2 separate regions of the Homo sapiens genome follow, and region 2 is linked to region 1. The links are chromatin loops, found by intact Hi-C in ENCODE. Cell type or tissue: A673. All regions are shown on one strand. Links, peaks and the distances in the headings refer to the core of each region. The heading gives the core; the rest is flanking DNA. Region 1 overlaps HMCN1 (hemicentin 1). Region 2 overlaps HMCN1 (hemicentin 1).

Region 1 (5,389 bases), core at 198-5,197:
GTTTTCTGTCTATGGGCCAAACATGAGGACAGCTAAGAAATATCTGAAGGCACATATTAGGAATAGAAGGAATGATAAACCTTGTCCAGTTATTGAGTGAGAGATCCTCTCTGAGCCGTTTGACTTGGGTATAAATTTGCCCTAAGAGGACCTATAGATGCCTACTTCCCTAGGAATCCTGAAACATTACCCAGGAGTAGACTGTAGAGACCACTAGAATCCTTGAAAGGACTCCAGATGAATTAATCCCATTGGAATCTCCCAGGAACTTCAAGCTCAACCTAAAATTGAATGCAGCCCTAAAAAAATCATGTACTGAAATAGGGTCTCTAAGACTACAAACATTTTTCAGCCTATAAATTTGAATAAAGCAGTTTAACCACATATTAATAAAATCAAGATGGTCAACAACCTTTTCTGTAAGTATTAGAACCACCTTATTTTCCTGGAAAAAAAAAGCCACTTTGTGAAACATTGGAGCTTTATGTATATGAGGCTTAATATTGGTTAATAATCAAAGGAAAGAGTTTGGTGAGCTGACACAACTAAAACCCCACAGAGAATTTCACAAATATCCTTTTATTTCTTGGACTTTTATAATATCATATACTCTAAAATGAATTATTTGACTTTTATGAAAGAACTAACAAAAAGTCTCAAAGCAGCCAGGAAAATTGGAGAATGTCAAGTAAAAAGAGAACATTTTAAGCCAGGCATGGTAGCGCATGCCTGTTGTCCCAGCTACTTGGGGGGCTGAGGTGGGAGGATCCTTTGAAACCAGGAATTCCCTTCCAGCCTGGGCAACATAGCAAGCTATCTCTTAAAAAAATAAATAAATGTTTAAAAAAGAAACACTTTGACTCACACATGTCAGAAGCCAAGACTGGATGTGCTTATATATCCTTTAGGAGTGCTCTATGCAGCTTAATTATATTTTTCCTGCTATGGAAATCAGTGCAGTCTTTATAATAAAAATGACTATTCTGCCCCAAATTTCACATTTGCAATATAATCTGCAAACACAGATTATATTGTAATCATATTGATTATAAGTGTTCTCAGGAGTAAAATTCTTCAAAAAATAATACAGTATATTTAAATTATTACCTTTCTGCTTCTAGCTAACTGAAAATTAAAAGTAAATGTTAACTAATAATTCATATCTTAATAAAGCTATGTGTTTATCTCATTGTGGATAGAAGGTCCTGAAAAGAAAAATAAGCTTATTCTTTTTCCAAAAGAAGTTAACATACAGTATTATCTTGTTATAAAAGCTCTCTATCTGATATTTCAGTTCGGTTTTCTAATAATTTTAAATCACAAGTGGCCATTAAAATGATCTATGAGGCTGGGTGCAGTGGCTCACACCTGTCATCCCAGCACTTTGGGAGGCTGAGGCACACAGACTGCCTGAGCTCAGGAGTTCGCGACCAGGCTGGGCAACATGGTGCCCTGTCTCTACTAAAATAAAAAATTAAAAAAAAAATTAGCCAGGCATGGCAACATGTGCCTAGTCCCAGCTACTCAGGAGGCTGAGGCAGGAGAATTGCTTGAACCCAGGAGGCGGAGGTTGCAGTGAATCGAGATCGCACCACTACACTCTAGACTGGGTGACTCCCAGCGAGACTCCATTTCAAAATAATAATAATAATAATAAATAAAATGATCTATGGAAGAAATGCTTTACCTCTGCACTAACACAGTAGCCACTACCTGGCCTCATGTGGCTATTAAGCACTTGAAATGTGGCTAGTGAAAATGAGAAACTGAATTTTTAAGTTTTATTTTAATTAAAATTTAAATTAAAAAACTAAAGCAGTGCTAATTTTTATATTGATAACATATCAAAATATTTTGGATATATTCAGTTAAGTAAATAGATTATTGAAATTAATTTCAACTTCTTTTGAAATTACATACATAGTTCACATTATTTGTTGGACAGCACTACTTTAGAATGATACATTTGATTGACTTATGTAGACTTAATTTTAGACTGTTAATTGTAAGGTTGTTGCTTTGATTAAGTCTTTCATGAACTTTCTTTCCTGGCAGAAGTTATTAGAGGCAAAATTTAAATTGCTTTAATTTACTAAGGATCAAGAATCAAGGTACAACTTACTCCAAAAATCTACAAATTATTCCCTTTGCTTATACACACACACACACACACACACACACACACACAAAGTTTATAAACAAGGATTATATATATACACACACATATATCAAACTTTATCATATATGTATACATACACACACACACACACACACACACACACACACACACACACACATCTTTAACCCACTGGTTTCTTTATAGTGTTTCTCTCAAATCATCAACGGACTTTCTGATCTTTCAGTTTAGCTTTGGCAGAACAGGACTAGGCTGCAGAAGCATTGCTAAAATTGTTCATTTTTATAAATAAGCCTCACAAAGTCAGAGACTGTAGGTTGATTTGTGTCAGCTGATTTAAAAATTGGAAGTAATGGAAATGTGACTGAAACTATAAGAACAAACTCTTGTAAGTTTTATTTCCAAACTTAAGAAAAAAAAATTACTGCTGGCCAGGCATGGTGGCTCATATCTGTAATCTCAGCAGTTTGGAAGGCCAAAGAGGGCAGATCTCTTATGCCCAGGAGCTTAAGACCAGCCTGTGCAACAGAGGAAATCCCCGTCTCTAAAAAAAAAAAAAAAAAAAAAAAAAAAAAAAAAAAAAAAAAAAAAAATTAGCTGGGTGTGGTGGCATATAGGCATATAGCTGGCACGTGGTCCCAGCTACTCAGAAGGCTCTGGGTAAGTGGAGACTGCAGTGAACCATGATTATGCCACTGCACTCCAGCCTGGGCTACAGAGTAAGACTCCGTCTCAAAAAATAAATAAATAAATAAATAAAATAAATCCTTTAAACGTCTGCCGCAGTTTCATTTTGACCTGAATACCAAATAGAAGAAATGTAAAATCATAATCCATAAACATTTATGATGGAAGAACTTACAACTGAAGAACTTAAATCTATAGAAGGTCTTCTTGATTTAATCAGTACTTTTCTCGGTAATAAGACACTTTACCTGTGTTAATTCAATAAATGTCTACTCTGAGCCAAGTGCTGAGAGAGTATTGTCACAAACACTATGTTATTTATTCTTTACATCAATGGATAAGGTAAGTATCACTTTTAACATGTTTTATTGACGGAGTACTAACTTCTGAAAATCCTTTCTCAGGGTCACACAACTAGTAAGTGAAAAAGCAGAGATTTGAACTTAATTATGCCTGGCCTGAAAATTCATGCAAACTCCTGTGAGGCATTTTATTATCTTCTTGAACTTCTGTGACTATAAGCAAGTAGCTTTCAGAGACACTGTATAATCAGAGGAAGAAAATTCCATTCTTCTAGATACCTACAGAATATTGTTTATTCTTCTTTTGTGGTATTCAATAAGATGTATTATAATTTATATTTCCTCCTACTAGATCTCTGTTTTTTGAAGTACTTAGTAGGTGTTCCATTGTTGTTTGATGAATGAATGGATAAATGACTAGTGAGTACATGGGTGAAAGATTTTGCAAAGCAATCTTGACATATTCGAGGTACACTTAACATACTCAGCCTGAGCTTGACTTAAGCCTAGCCCATCCCATTTCGAGTAATACAATTCCAGAACTAAACCTTCTAAAAGTACAAGTGTATAAAGCTAACTCCCCCTATGTTTGATCTCTCCCCCACACCCCTCTCTGTCCTGGCATACAGTCAGGATGAATAATCAACATGATAAAACCAACATGGCTATGTAAATATATTTCCTAAAACCACAGAAACATGCACACACACACACACACACACACAAATGAAAGGTATAATGGAGATGAACTGTATAATGCATAGAATTAGACAGCTCCCTAAATACATTTTAGAAAGGGTCTGAGTTTGTTAACCTGTGCTTTTATTTGAACCCTGAAATATAGATAATTAGTATCAGTATGCACAGTCCTGCTCAATATTTTGATTGACATTTTATCTTTATAATTCTACTGATACCTACAATTTACTAAATTGCCAAAGACCTTTCAGATAGAAAAACGTGTACTAAGAAAAACAGAAGCATGTGAGCTTTCACAGTAAATGTTGCTCCTGGAATAAAAAATATTTTTAAAAAACTGTAACTTCAGAGTTACGGTGATAATTATGTTTACAAAATGAATTCCTGGAAAACAAGATTAAATAAGAATGAATAGAAATCTTATCATTCAAGGGAGTAGTAAAACACAGATTATCTTGCTGTCTTTTCTAAATACAAGACAGTGTAGGAACGGCACTGGAATAAACTGAAACTTTAAACTGTGAGAGGAGTTGGAAAAAAAATGAAGTCCCTGTTTGAATCCTAATGGGAAAATCTACATCAAATGATGGACCAGAGAGACCCAAGAATGTTAATCTCAGAGCAAGCATGCTCCCATGCCTTATCATTTATCTTCTAGTCAACCTATTTCAATTCTTCTATTCTCGTCTTTTCATTGAACTCGTTTTTATATCAGTTGTTTTCCAGATGCCTAAGTCTAAGCAATAAAAATTGAAACTTTTTTATAGACTCATGACTAAGTTCAAAATAATTCTTATTGGCATTACAATATTTACCCTTATTCTAACATGAGTATAACCTACTAGAGTTTGCGCTTAGTTTCAAAGTCAGACTACATCCTTTTCACAGGGAACACCCATGTGTGAAATGTCTTATTTGTGTAATCTGTCCCTTACCTGTAAAATTTAGGTATGCAACTCAGTTTCAAGCTGAACAAAAAAAAATTTCCTTTTTTTTTTTTTTTTGAGACAGGGTCTAGCTCTGTCGCCCAGGCTGGAGTGCAGTGGCGCGATCTCACTCACCGCAACTCCACCTCTGGTGCTCAAGAGATTCTCCTGCCTCAGCCTCCCGAGTAGCTGGGATTACAGGTGCCCGCCACCATGCCTGGCTAATTTTTGTATTTTTTAGTAGAGACAGCGTTTCACCAGGTTGGCCAGGCTGGTCTCAAACTCGTGAACTCAGATGATCCACCCACCTCAACCTCCCAAAGTGCTGGGATTACAGGCGTGAGCCACCACGCCTAGTCTAAAGCTGAACAAAATTTTACAACTCTCAGCTCTCTTTCTTAAAATACAGTTGTGCAATTCTTTTACCAAGAAAACAGGATGTACATGTGAAAACCATTAAATTACATTGAATCAAATTTAAAGTTGCATCGAAGCAAATATAAAACAAATTAGAATAATTACAGAGTTCGTCAGTGACATGTGCTGGCTTTTATTACTTGTAGAATATATTGCAGGGATGTACTGAGAGACAATCAGAATATTGCAGAGCCCAAACCTCAAATCTCCAAAATCTAAAT
Region 2 (5,389 bases), core at 264-5,263, 56 kb before region 1:
GGACAATTGAACAAGCACCATGGAGAGCTCCAGCGGAAAATTACTTGCTCCTCTGAGATCTCAGCTTAGATCTTCCTGGTCAGCTCTACTGCAGATGGATTTACTTCTTAGTTTAAAGGCGAAGAAGGCCTGTTAAATGCCTGCCTACATTGAAAGTCCCTTCAAGGCAGTAACTATTTCATATTCATCACCCACAGAATGTCACTCAGCTGGCACGTGATAAGTGTAGGTTTTGTAGGTTTAATAAATGACATGAAAGCCATCCACATGCCTAGTGTTGATGTTTTTTCTTAGATATTCCTCAGACCAGCTAATGCTATACTCATCAAGAATTCACTAAATGTTTCTAGATGCATTATGCTAAGTATGTTCACACGTTATCTCTTAAAACCCTGTTATGTCCAAAGATAATTTTATGGCACTACAAAGAAACAGAGGTTCAAAAAAATGATATTTACCTAGGTGTAGACAGCAACTTAAATGGCAATTATTCCAAGTTCAACGCCTTTCTCAGGTACCTAACTCTGTGCATGGTATTTTAGAATAACATAATTTCTAGGTAGATTTGCACCCTATGGCATAGAAAACAATAATATTCTCCAACTATTTCTTTGCCATTCTATGTTTCTGAGTACCTTTTCAGTTAGGAAAAGTCAGGTCAGTGGGGTGCTAGTAAATTCCCCTCTAACAAAAAAAACCCTAATTTTTGGCATTTTTCAATTTCTGTGGTGTAAATATTCCCATCATAGCTGATTCCTAGCTCCCAACATGATGTTGCTGAACACAGAGCTAGGAAGAGAAATGTATCATTGACTCTCCATGAGTCATTATGAGCTAGCTCTAGTATACCACTAGGCCATGATAACAGCTTGCCTACTGGGTAATAAGGGAGTGAAATGTGTCACTTCTGGGATGAGACAGAAGTAACACAAATTTCTTTTTATTTATTCAATGCCACATCCTCCAGGTTTTTTCCTCATTAAGTGACTGAAGATGCTGCATGTTCTAAATTATGGCAGAGCCTCCATCAGCTTGGGTTCCTGAGTGACTGTGAAGCAGAATACTCTACCAGACCCCATGGAACACAGAACATTAGCGAGGAATTAACTTTCTTGTATTAAGCCAGGGAGAATTCCTCCTAGCACTAAATATGAAACCTTACCTTTTATAAATTGAATTAAAATTTGACTGATAGAGATGGTTTTTCTCTCTCCAACAGAGTTTCAATGTTTTATAAAATAGTAAATGTGCCCAAAGTAAGACAAACACAAAAACTAAAGAAAAATTCAGTGTATATGCATTAAAAGAAAGTAAAGATACAATGTATGATTTACATGTATTCAAGAGAACAACTAATTAACCTGTGTCAGAATTCATGCGTCAACATTTTTAGTAACAACTAATTCATGTGTCAGAAACTGCTGAAGCACTTTACCAATATCTCATTTAACCATGACAATATTGGGTAGCCACTATTTTCCCCCACTTTCCTCAGACTTAGAGAGGTTAAGTAATTTCTCCATGAACAAAAAGACTTTAAGTAATGAATCTTGAATTCAAATAGATGTCGACCTCTTTTCAAAGTATTTGCTCTTAAGTTTTGAATTCTTTACAAATTAAAGAATAGATGGTTTCAATAAAATATTTATTAAGAACCTACTGTGAGCTAGGCATTGTGTCAAAGACACAATCATAGAAGCTAGATTTAAATACCATTATTTTGTTGGGCATTATGCATTTGGAGAAATGTGTGATTAGGAAATGTATCCAAAACATAAATTCTACTTAAATACACACACACACACACACATATGCACACACGCATATGCACACACATATACATAAAAATGTGCATGTGTACCTAAGTGTACACATGTCTTTTTTATAAAGGAAGCATTCTATTTGGTTGACAGTCCGATATTGGAAGGCCAAAAAACTGGAAAATTTTCCAGGAAAAATCTATTATCAAACATGCCACTGACCCAAAACATTAATGCTACACCTAATCTATTTACTTAACACACCTTGTATAGACTACAGGCTTATTCATAAGAGTCACCAGGAAAGACTAATAGGAGGCCAGCATAATAATCTTCATGTGTGGTCCTTTTAGACTCAAGGTTAATTTAATTATGATTCCTAAACAAGCTTATGCCACTTGAGTATGATTTTTAAAATATCCTTACCCAGTAGAAAAGGCATTAGTAGGCTCTGGCTACCAACATAACTATCCAAAACCAAAATATTTCTACTAGTCTCAGAATCCCAGTATAATCATGCGGTTGGGTACACACCCTTCTGTACTTGGGAGATTATCTAAAGACAGTTTATCCAAATGTACTTAATAGAAACATACCCCAGGGGATATGTTAAATTAAATGATCACACTGATAATCCTAGACTAATATAAACATTTGTACCACCTAAACCCATTGGGTGCTGACAATTATTTAATGTCTTTGCAGGGAGTTTCCTTTAAAAAGCAGAGGACAAAATTTGGCTCAAGAGTTTCTGTGGTTACATTCAAATACTCTATATTAGTTGCTGAATGGAAAAATCATATTGCTTCTCAGAAATAAGATCCATGATCTGTAGCTTTCCTACAAATGGAAATTTAGGAGCATAAAACAATCTTCTCTTCTGTTTTTAATAAAACTTTATGTTATTTCCAGTTACTTCTTTTTAACATGCTTTACCTGCATCAGAGGAAACCTAAAATATTTGAGTACTTATGTGAATTATACAAATGAGTTGACTCTTTATCTCTGCTTAGTGAAAGTGCCCTAAGATGGAACAGTAAAGTACTTACCAGAAAAATCACAGAAGAAAAGAAACTGCCACTCTCTTATCATTTTAAATCGTAAACGTATTAGTGTTCCATGCTAGCACCTCCACTACAGGCTAAGTAAACCAGTTCTTCTGCCTGCTTCCCTGGATATCCTCAGAATAAATGTATTAATTTTTATTCATAAATATTTATATAGTTCTTTCTCAGGCACTGTGGCATATACTAGTGGCAAAATCTGGTCTATAGAAAAAGAGACAGAGAAAATATGTACAGAAATAAAAATGATATAAGGGAGAAATTAATCCAAAAGGGAAGTGCAGAAAAATTTAATAGAAAGCCAGAGAGAAAAGAACATTTTAGGGAAAAAAAAATCTGACAAAGTTTGATGAAAGTTTTGTCATTTGAGCTGAACTTTGTGGGATAGTTATAAGTCAGAATGCAAGAAAAGGCATTATAAGGGGAAGGAACAGCTTGAAAGAAAGCATGGGGTAAGAGAATGTGGTGGGGGGAGAGAGACAGTACAAAATTATATTTGACAAAAATGTAAAGACAAGTGATAGAAGATAACTAGAAAGATTGGCTTGAGGCTCAATTGGGTGGTCCTTGAGCCTCAAGGTAAAGTTAAGTAATAGATAGATCGTTCTCCATATTTGGGATAAAAACTGTTATGTGAAACATTCAAAAAGCCAATATTAATTTCAGTGATAGAGCAGACCTTTTCCAGATAGTCCAGTGCATGGGAGATAGCACCAGGGAAACACTATCTAATATCAGACATTTCTCATCTTGAGAAAGTGCACATGTAAAACATTTATCATTCATTAGACATCCAAAAGGGAAATCCAAAGTCAACAGCAATATTTTATGTCATCAGATTCAGTTCAATTTCCTTTGTAACAACCTGATACATTCTTTTGGTATTTCATATAGAAGCAAAATAAGTTTGTTATTTTTAAGTTTCATTATAATGCTTATTCTTTGTTTAGTTGTTGTTAGCACTAATCCTACACTAGAAATGCTGTAAATCTGAGCTGGAGGCTCTTTTGGTGAAGGCTAGATAAACATTTAAGATAAAATAATAATAGATACTGTGTCTTTTTATTGTTCCCTTAATTATAGGAGACTGAGCTTAGAGACTTGTCTAAACAGAGTTCTCATCACCTCATCACCTGATCAAAGGCTCTGCTCACTCATAGAACTAATCCTCATTACTTCTCTGTTCTAATTATCAATTAAAATGTGCGTAATGTCCATTAAGTAAGTAGCACAGAACATGGCCAAGAGCAGTCAGTAAATGTTTATTGAATGCATGACTGAATGAATATTTGTGTGAGGCACAAGGTAAAATAACAGTCATGCAATATCCCTCCTCTGGGCAAGAGTTTTACTAGAGGAAATACCACTGGTACCAGTCCAAATCACCTGGAAATAGGTACAAGTACTGCACAATAAATTGCTACTAACATGGAAGAATGGCCTCACGTGCACGTATTTCACAGTCAATAATGGACTACTTAAGGTCAATATTCAGAAAGCAAGAAAAAATTACTCCAGTGGACTTGCTAGCTCAAGACACCGCTGGCTAAGTCATGCTTAAATTAAAGTATTTGAGGGATGAAGAGACTCGACACTTCTTCTAATTCCTTCCTACTGTGGTCACAAAAAGTCAGACTCAATGCTAGTGATATTTTTGGCAAGTTAGTCAAAATAACCATTACATAAAATTTGGCCACATTTATTTAAAATATTGTAGCAGCAAAACAACTCGTCAATCTAATACACTCAATAAATACCAGGCATTATGTGCAAGGAACTGGGTGGAAAAAAAACAGGCAGGAAGGGCCATTTCTGGCCCATTCATTAAGAAGTTACCAGATTTTCTTTCACATGCCTTTTCACCTATGCCCTTTTATTATCCACCTTGAAATAATCTACACAAGAGTGTCTATTTTTCCTACAGGGCTTAGAGTTCTGAGAATAAAAAACTAGTATCTTAGGATTTGAATGGAGTTACAAGGTAAACATTCATTCTTTAAACTGGGGACATTAATGGAGTTATTCTTTAAAAAAAAAACTGACTGGCATGAAAAATGGCTCTTTGAATTTCTACGGTATATCAGCTCCACATATTTTCACAGCAGCTCTATAATTTGAAGTATGATCCCATTAATTCCATTTTTTATGTAAGGAAACAGACAATGAAAGAGTAAACAATGTACAGGATATCTTCATTTGAGTTCTCCCAGAAAGATTCTAGAGCAAGTTGTTTATTTGACAGCTGGAAGGAATGCTAATAGGAAGAGAGGAGATAATACAGGAATGGGAAGAGGCCCACAAAGGGTGTGTTTTAAGCCTGTTCCCACAGTGGACACCTGGAGTGTGTTCCTTCAGGTGCTAATAGCTGCTCCCGAGGGGTGTTAATTCCTCAGCCGAACAACCTTTTCCTGTTCTAGGAAAAAACCTCCAAGACACAGAAATGCAGATACTAGATTGGGAAGTACACTGAAAAGCCTGAGAAATATGGGCAAGTCACTCAGGGCATCTGCCACAGTGGGACACACACAAAATCTGCAGCAGAACTAGATCTCCGATTTATGGTAT

The links. Peaks named below come from ENCODE experiments on the same cell type or tissue, not always from the same donor. Only the 100,000 strongest peaks of a DNase experiment are listed, where the experiment ranks them.
Region 2: a loop joins it to region 1, with 3 times the contacts of the local background. A loop is called at or near these places in 2 of 110 quality-filtered maps.

The regions. Positions count from the first base shown.
Region 1 is chr1:185,855,928-185,861,316 of GRCh38, reverse strand. The region is part of intron 2 of HMCN1 (hemicentin 1); the gene reads right to left. Among named protein-coding and RNA genes, the nearest start is that of HMCN1, 120 kb to the right of the region's middle. In A673, for the core only: no CTCF peak of the experiment used is centred there; a DNase peak (open chromatin) is centred at 2,715; H3K4me3 peaks cover 636 bases; H3K27ac peaks cover 1,636 bases.
Region 2 is chr1:185,912,490-185,917,878 of GRCh38, reverse strand. All of the region lies in intron 6 of HMCN1 (hemicentin 1), which reads right to left. Among named protein-coding and RNA genes, the nearest start is that of HMCN1, 180 kb to the right of the region's middle. RefSeq lists a silencer at 1-222. In A673, for the core only: no CTCF peak of the experiment used is centred there; no DNase peak of the experiment used is centred there; H3K27ac peaks cover 237 bases.